2 separate regions of the Homo sapiens genome follow, and region 1 is linked to region 2. Evidence: chromatin loops called from intact Hi-C (ENCODE). Cell type or tissue: endothelial cell of umbilical vein. All regions are shown on one strand. Links, peaks and the distances in the headings refer to the core of each region. The heading gives the core; the rest is flanking DNA. Region 1 overlaps NR5A2 (nuclear receptor subfamily 5 group A member 2). Region 2 overlaps LOC124904479 (a long non-coding RNA gene).

Region 1 (2,925 bases), core at 128-2,627, 89 kb before region 2:
ATTCATGCATTGCCAATCTTAATTACACTCTTGCTTTCGTTTATTCCTTTTGCTACTTTCCTGGCTGGTGTTTTGCATGTTACTTATATGCAGTAGTACTTATCTAAAGCCTACTTTAGAGTAGTTGTCCTTACAAGAAATGGAAGTCTAAGTAGAGTGGAATAGCATTTGGATGATTACAGATTCTCTGTGAATTCAGCTAACACTTTCCTCAAGGTAGCACTCATGCTCCTGTTAAAAGTACATTCTTTCCACATGCTTTTTTCACATAGTTAAAAAGAAATCCTTCCATGACATACTGAACCCTAATACCAAATAAGCTGGTGCTTCCCCTGAGCCACATAGGAGAATGTTGGCTCTGAGAATGTCGCAGCATCCCTGCACTGCTGTGATGTGCAGTCAACAGAGGGTACGAGCTCTGGCAGAAAACCCAGAACAGGATATTATGCACAGTAGGGGCTTTCCAACCCAGCTGTTCCAAGCCCTATAGGGTCAAAATGATGGGGAAATCCAGAATGACAGTAATTATGCCATCAACCTTACGGCTCCCTGCCAGAGAGGTTGCTGGTTAGACATCTATACATCTAGTAGCTGTTTAATACATTTTTTAAAACAGGTATAGTGAAAGAATGCATTTTAAGCAGGAATTGAAAATGTACTAAGAATGAGACAATAATGTATGAGCAAGTACTTACTTTGTTTCTTACTTTAGGTAAGAAAAAATAAAAGGAAGGAGGAAAGGTATGGAGGGGGAGATAGAGGGATGGAGGGAAAAGAAAAGGAAAGAGAAGTAGATAGAAAATCAAACACAGATGAAAGCAAAGACAATTATGATTATAATTATTTCATTCCCTAATCATGTAAGATTTGAATTTTCTAATTAAGAAAAAAGAACAAAATTAGTTCATATGTCAAAAAGAGGATTCTAAAATTGCACTGACATAAATGTTATTCTGTGATTCAGTTGCATTCTTAAATTGGTGTGTTATTTATGCAAATTATGGTAAGAAAAATAATTTTGGATATTTTTGTTTTACAAATATATTTTTCACTTTCACCACATTATTTCCAGAAGTATCTTTCCTTCCACAGGGGTTCCCTGTCTGCTCTTGCTTCCTCCAGCTCCTCAATATATGTACCTTTCAGGGTTGTTTCAGCAGTCCTGAAGTTGTGTGTGTGTGTAAGCATGATTAAGAGTACTTTTGTGGGAGTGTGCTATTGCCAGCCTCACAGATGGTGTTATTTCCTGTGTTAGACTTCCTACTTACTGATAGCTGGGCTCACACTTGACATCCTCTCTTAACTGCCTCTAGACCAAAACATGCAAAGTCTTGCAGTGTGGGAGGGAACCTGTGGCTGTGCATTGGGTTCAGTTGATAACAATAATCACCAGCCCTGATGAGTCACCAGAGAGCAATGGGGTGATACTCAAGTACCAGAGAGATGGTGGTGGTCTCTGGTGGCCCCACCACTGTCCACCACTTGCAAGTAGATAAACTGGTCATTAAAGGAGCTGTGGAGAGCCAGATGCAGTGGCACATGCCTGTAGCCCCAGCTACTGCAGAGGCTGAGGCAGGAGGAACACACAAGGCCAAGAGTTTGAATCTGACCTGGGCAACATAGTGAGACCCCTATCTTTAAAAATAAAGAAATAAGTAAATTTTTAAAAAGAAAGGCATTATGAGAGTTTCAGCAGAACATTTAGGAAGGGTCTTCTAGAGATAATGATGGACAAGTCAGTAAGCTGCTTGTTCACACACTAATGTCCAGTTCATGTTGACTGCTATCTACCCACGTCTTCTCTTCTGGCACCTGCCTTAGTGGCTGGAAGCTCTCTCAGAAGCTTAAAAAGATGCTTTTATTTTACCTACCCAACAAGGTTTCTACGCATTCCAGCCTCCAAGGAGGGGTGGTTCCCCTTTGTGAACTGAGATTTAGGAATATCTATGTTTACAACTCCGGGACTAAGATTCAATAAAGCTTCAGGAGGGTGGAAGTGCAGCTTGTGAGGGCAAAACTTTAGAATCCAGTGGACTTCTTAAGGTCATCTGAACAGTGAGAGTAAGTACTAGGCTCTTATCCCACTTCCACCACCAACCAATGCAGAAGTGGGATTAAGATTGATAATCCTGAGATAGCATTAAATGTTTTGATACAGGCATGCAATCCATAATAATCACATCAGATAAACAGTTGTTCTGTGCACACAATCTAACATTTATGCATTTTTTCTTTAAAAAACCTTTCTGCATCCAAATGGCACATTCATTAAGTTTAAAATGAAGCACAAAAGATAGAGATAAAATGAAGCAACTCTATAATTATATAAATTATAAATCTTACTGTAATAATTATACAGTAGACTTGGAGAAAGACAGGCCTTTCAAGAATTGGTTTTTAGAGATGTGTCTAATGCCTTAAAGAAGTGTTTGCTTTAAAATCTTGAAAAAGCCTCATGTAGAAGTGAGATGTTGTAAAGTCATCATTGGCTTTGGCCACTGCCAGGTCGACTACCAGTTTGCTATTTGTGATGTATTTCACTATTTTGGAACTTACAAAGCTATTCCTGATTTCCTTCTGTTAATGGAGGATTAATGACAATGCTGAATCCACAGATAATAATAAAAAAATTTTTTTTTTTTTTGGACAGTCTCACTCTGTCACCCAGGCTGGAGTGCAATGGTGCGATCTTGGCTCACTGCAACCTCCACCTTTTGGGTTCAAGCGATTCTCCTGCCTCAGCCTCCCAAGTAGCTGGGATTGCAGGTGCCAGCCACCATGCCCAGCTAATTTTTGTATTTTTAGTAGAGACGGGGTTCCGCCATGTTGGCCAGGCTGGTCTCGAACTCCTGACCTCAAGTGATCCACCCGCTTAGTCTCCCCAAGTGCTGGGATTACAGAGGTGAGCCACCGCGCCTGGCCCAA
Region 2 (2,925 bases), core at 322-2,821:
AATGATCCCATTTACCAGAACAACTGTGAAGACAGAAGTTTCCCCATGCAATAGAGATCAATCCACTTTTACTGAGCTCATAAGGAGCCCACATCAATCTTTCTTTGAGGACATACATATCATCAGTAAAATTCAGCTGTGTATCATGGCATATGACATTATTCAATATCCATCTTGATCTTAAAACAAAAGTTCATTTCTGGTGAAAATAAGGCCAACAAATCATATTTTCTTAAACGTTTGAGTTTAATCATTTATGAGATCACGTCTCTTTAAAAAGTCTTCATGGTAATAAAAAAGTATGGTAACAACAAAAATGACAACAAATGATATACGATTATTTTGGGGGTGTGTAAAATTTAACACAAATGTAACATAAAATTGAGTTAAAATGATGTTTATATAGAAAATAATTATTTTAATTAATGAGCTTGCATGTATGAGGGTCTATTTTGTTATACTATGATTTGTAGAGCAAATTAATAAATAGTATTCTTTTAGTATTTACTTATTCGTTTAGCTATGTTATGCCAAGAGGAATTGGTAGTGATTAATAAAGAGGGACAGTTTTTGTAGATTCTTCTTTAACCATAAATAAGCTGGACACCTTTTATATGAGTATTGTTATTAATGGCAACAACAAATCTTTAACAATGTAGGCAGTGTGTCTGGAATTTGTAAAAGAGATGCCATAAAGAGGTCAAAGGAAGAAGACAGAAAAAGTGTGGGTTTATCGCTCATGTATATTAATCCCCAATAAGACAGGATCTGATATCGCAGCATCTTAGAGGAAGAAAACAAAACCATTACTGCGTAAACATCCCCAGTGAGGAGCCAACGAGACTCAGAGGCCCTGTCTGCAGAAGCAGATAGCGGTCACCCACCCATCCATCCATCCATGACACACCCCCATCAGAGAAGAGGGTCTGCTTTGTGTTTATTGGGTCTGGAGCTGAGGCTGCAATAGATGACCAATATAACAGAATGGGGGCAAATCACTTAAAATGTCTGAAATTGCATGACTAGTTGACATTATGCAATTTCCTAACTTACTATTCAACTTCACTTTCCACTAGGTGCTGAGAGCATGAGCATATAAGCAACAGGAGTTTTTAAAAGGCCGCTCTTCAATGCAGACAGAGCTAAGCACCTCAGTAGTGACACAATATAAACTTCACTACATGAAATCCTGGAAGTTGATGTAAACAGCTTTTAATAGCAGTGAACATTTGTTCGCTTTGTTTAGACCATCTGGATGTTCCATTGTGTTCAGTTCAACACTGACTGCCGCCGGGTGACAGTTGATATATGTTAAGTACAAGCAAAGTGCCTCAGCCCACTCTGGGGACCTTAACGAGAACTTTTCAGTGTTTTGTGGATTATTCTGTCAGATCGCAGCCGAGTCGCCTGCATCCTTTATGGCTACATGCCAAAGTCCTCCGGCTTTTTTATCAAAGGAGAGTTTTGCTTTTACTGTTTGAAAGGTTAGGAAAACTATGCCAAAGTTCTTCCAGGCAGCTTGGAGAGCACGAGCTGACAGGAATGATTTCCAATATGGAGGAGAGAATAAAGAGGACCTTGGATCCTAAGAGAAGCCAGGCTTTGCTTGTTTAATATGCAACATGTCTGACAAACAAGCCATTAAAACACCACCAAAGAAAATCTGCCCGATAAACATATAAAGCGGTTAGTTTTCTGAAGAGGAGAGATTATTCCTTAAAAGCACAATCTCCTCCACCCGCACGAACCACTGTGTGGTGTGCAATTGTGCATACGTATGTTTACTTTCTAATGCAAAGAAGCCTCCGCGTGCTTATCCTGATGTTGCACGAAGCAGAATCATTCAAGTGAAAAATGCCACTGCAAAAAGAGAACGAAACAGATCAACATTACTTTGTATAAAGATTACACAAGCACAGTTGGCGCCCTGCAGAGCAAAGAAAGGGCTTAAAAATCTGCCCTGACTCACTTACCAGCCAGTTTGGCTTTATTGGAACATCTGCGAAATGCTAAATTTGCACTTCTGGAGCTCTTCGAACCCACTGCTGTTGCTGCTGCTTGGTGAAACACAGATGAGGCATGATGGAGCTGGGATCGCTTGAGATACAATTATATTTCTGACTTCTTTTTTTTTTTTTTTTACTACATCATTTAAAAATGATTTAATAAATGCAATTTTACCTCACTACAGAAAACATAGAAACTAGATGATGTCCAAGTTGAGTATCCCTTATGTGAAATATTTGGGACAAGAGGTGTTGTAGGATTTCGGATTCTTTTGGATTTTGGAATATTTCATATACATAATGAGATATCTTGGGGATGGGACCCAAGTCTAAACACAAAATTCATTTATATTTCACATACACTTTATACAGATAGCCTGAAGGTAATTTTATACAATATTTTTAATACTTTTGTGCATAAAACAAAGTTTTGATTGCAACCTGTCACATAAGGTCAGGTGTGAAATTTCCTAGTTGCAGCATCAGGTCAGTGCTCAAAAAGTTTCGGATTTTGGAGGATTTTGAATTTCAGGTTTTCTGATTCAGAATGCTCAACCTGTATCATAACAACTTGATCTCAGATTCTTGTTCATGCTGGAAACATAATGATACCTCTTGTGTTTGGTGTCCTGCCAGATCTCAATGAAAAGTCGAAATGAAGGGGAGAAAGTTTATGTATAGGTGAAATCTATGATTGATATAACTCTGGGTACCATGATTTAGATAACATTTGGTTCTAACAAGTACCACAATCGTCACCCTTTCCTTCTTTATCTTAGGTGGCACGAAACAGGTAAGGAAAAGCCTGTAGGAAAGGGGGAAACGTTGAGAACCAGATAGACTAATCTATGAAATGGGGATACTAATATCCCATCATAGATTTCATCTAAGGATTAAACGAGACAGTGCATGCAAAGAT

What was found. Hi-C counts contacts between places; a loop is a spot of excess contacts. Peaks named below come from ENCODE experiments on the same cell type or tissue, not always from the same donor. Only the 100,000 strongest peaks of a DNase experiment are listed, where the experiment ranks them.
Region 1: a loop joins it to region 2, with 2.1 times the contacts of the local background. A loop is called at or near these places in 4 of 110 quality-filtered maps.

What each region holds. Positions count from the first base shown.
Region 1 is chr1:200,153,051-200,155,975 of GRCh38, forward strand. The region is part of intron 7 of NR5A2 (nuclear receptor subfamily 5 group A member 2); the gene reads left to right. Among named protein-coding and RNA genes, the nearest start is that of NR5A2, 130 kb to the left of the region's middle. RefSeq lists an enhancer at 556-625. In endothelial cell of umbilical vein, for the core only: no CTCF peak of the experiment used is centred there; DNase peaks (open chromatin) are centred at 451 and 1,291.
Region 2 is chr1:200,241,411-200,244,335 of GRCh38, forward strand. LOC124904479 (a long non-coding RNA gene) reads right to left here. Exons shown (of 2, transcript XR_007066782.1): 1 at 1,974-2,925; 2 at 228-1,860. Among named protein-coding and RNA genes, the nearest start is that of LINC00862, 130 kb to the right of the region's middle. In endothelial cell of umbilical vein, for the core only: no CTCF peak of the experiment used is centred there; a DNase peak (open chromatin) is centred at 1,331; H3K27ac peaks cover 800 bases.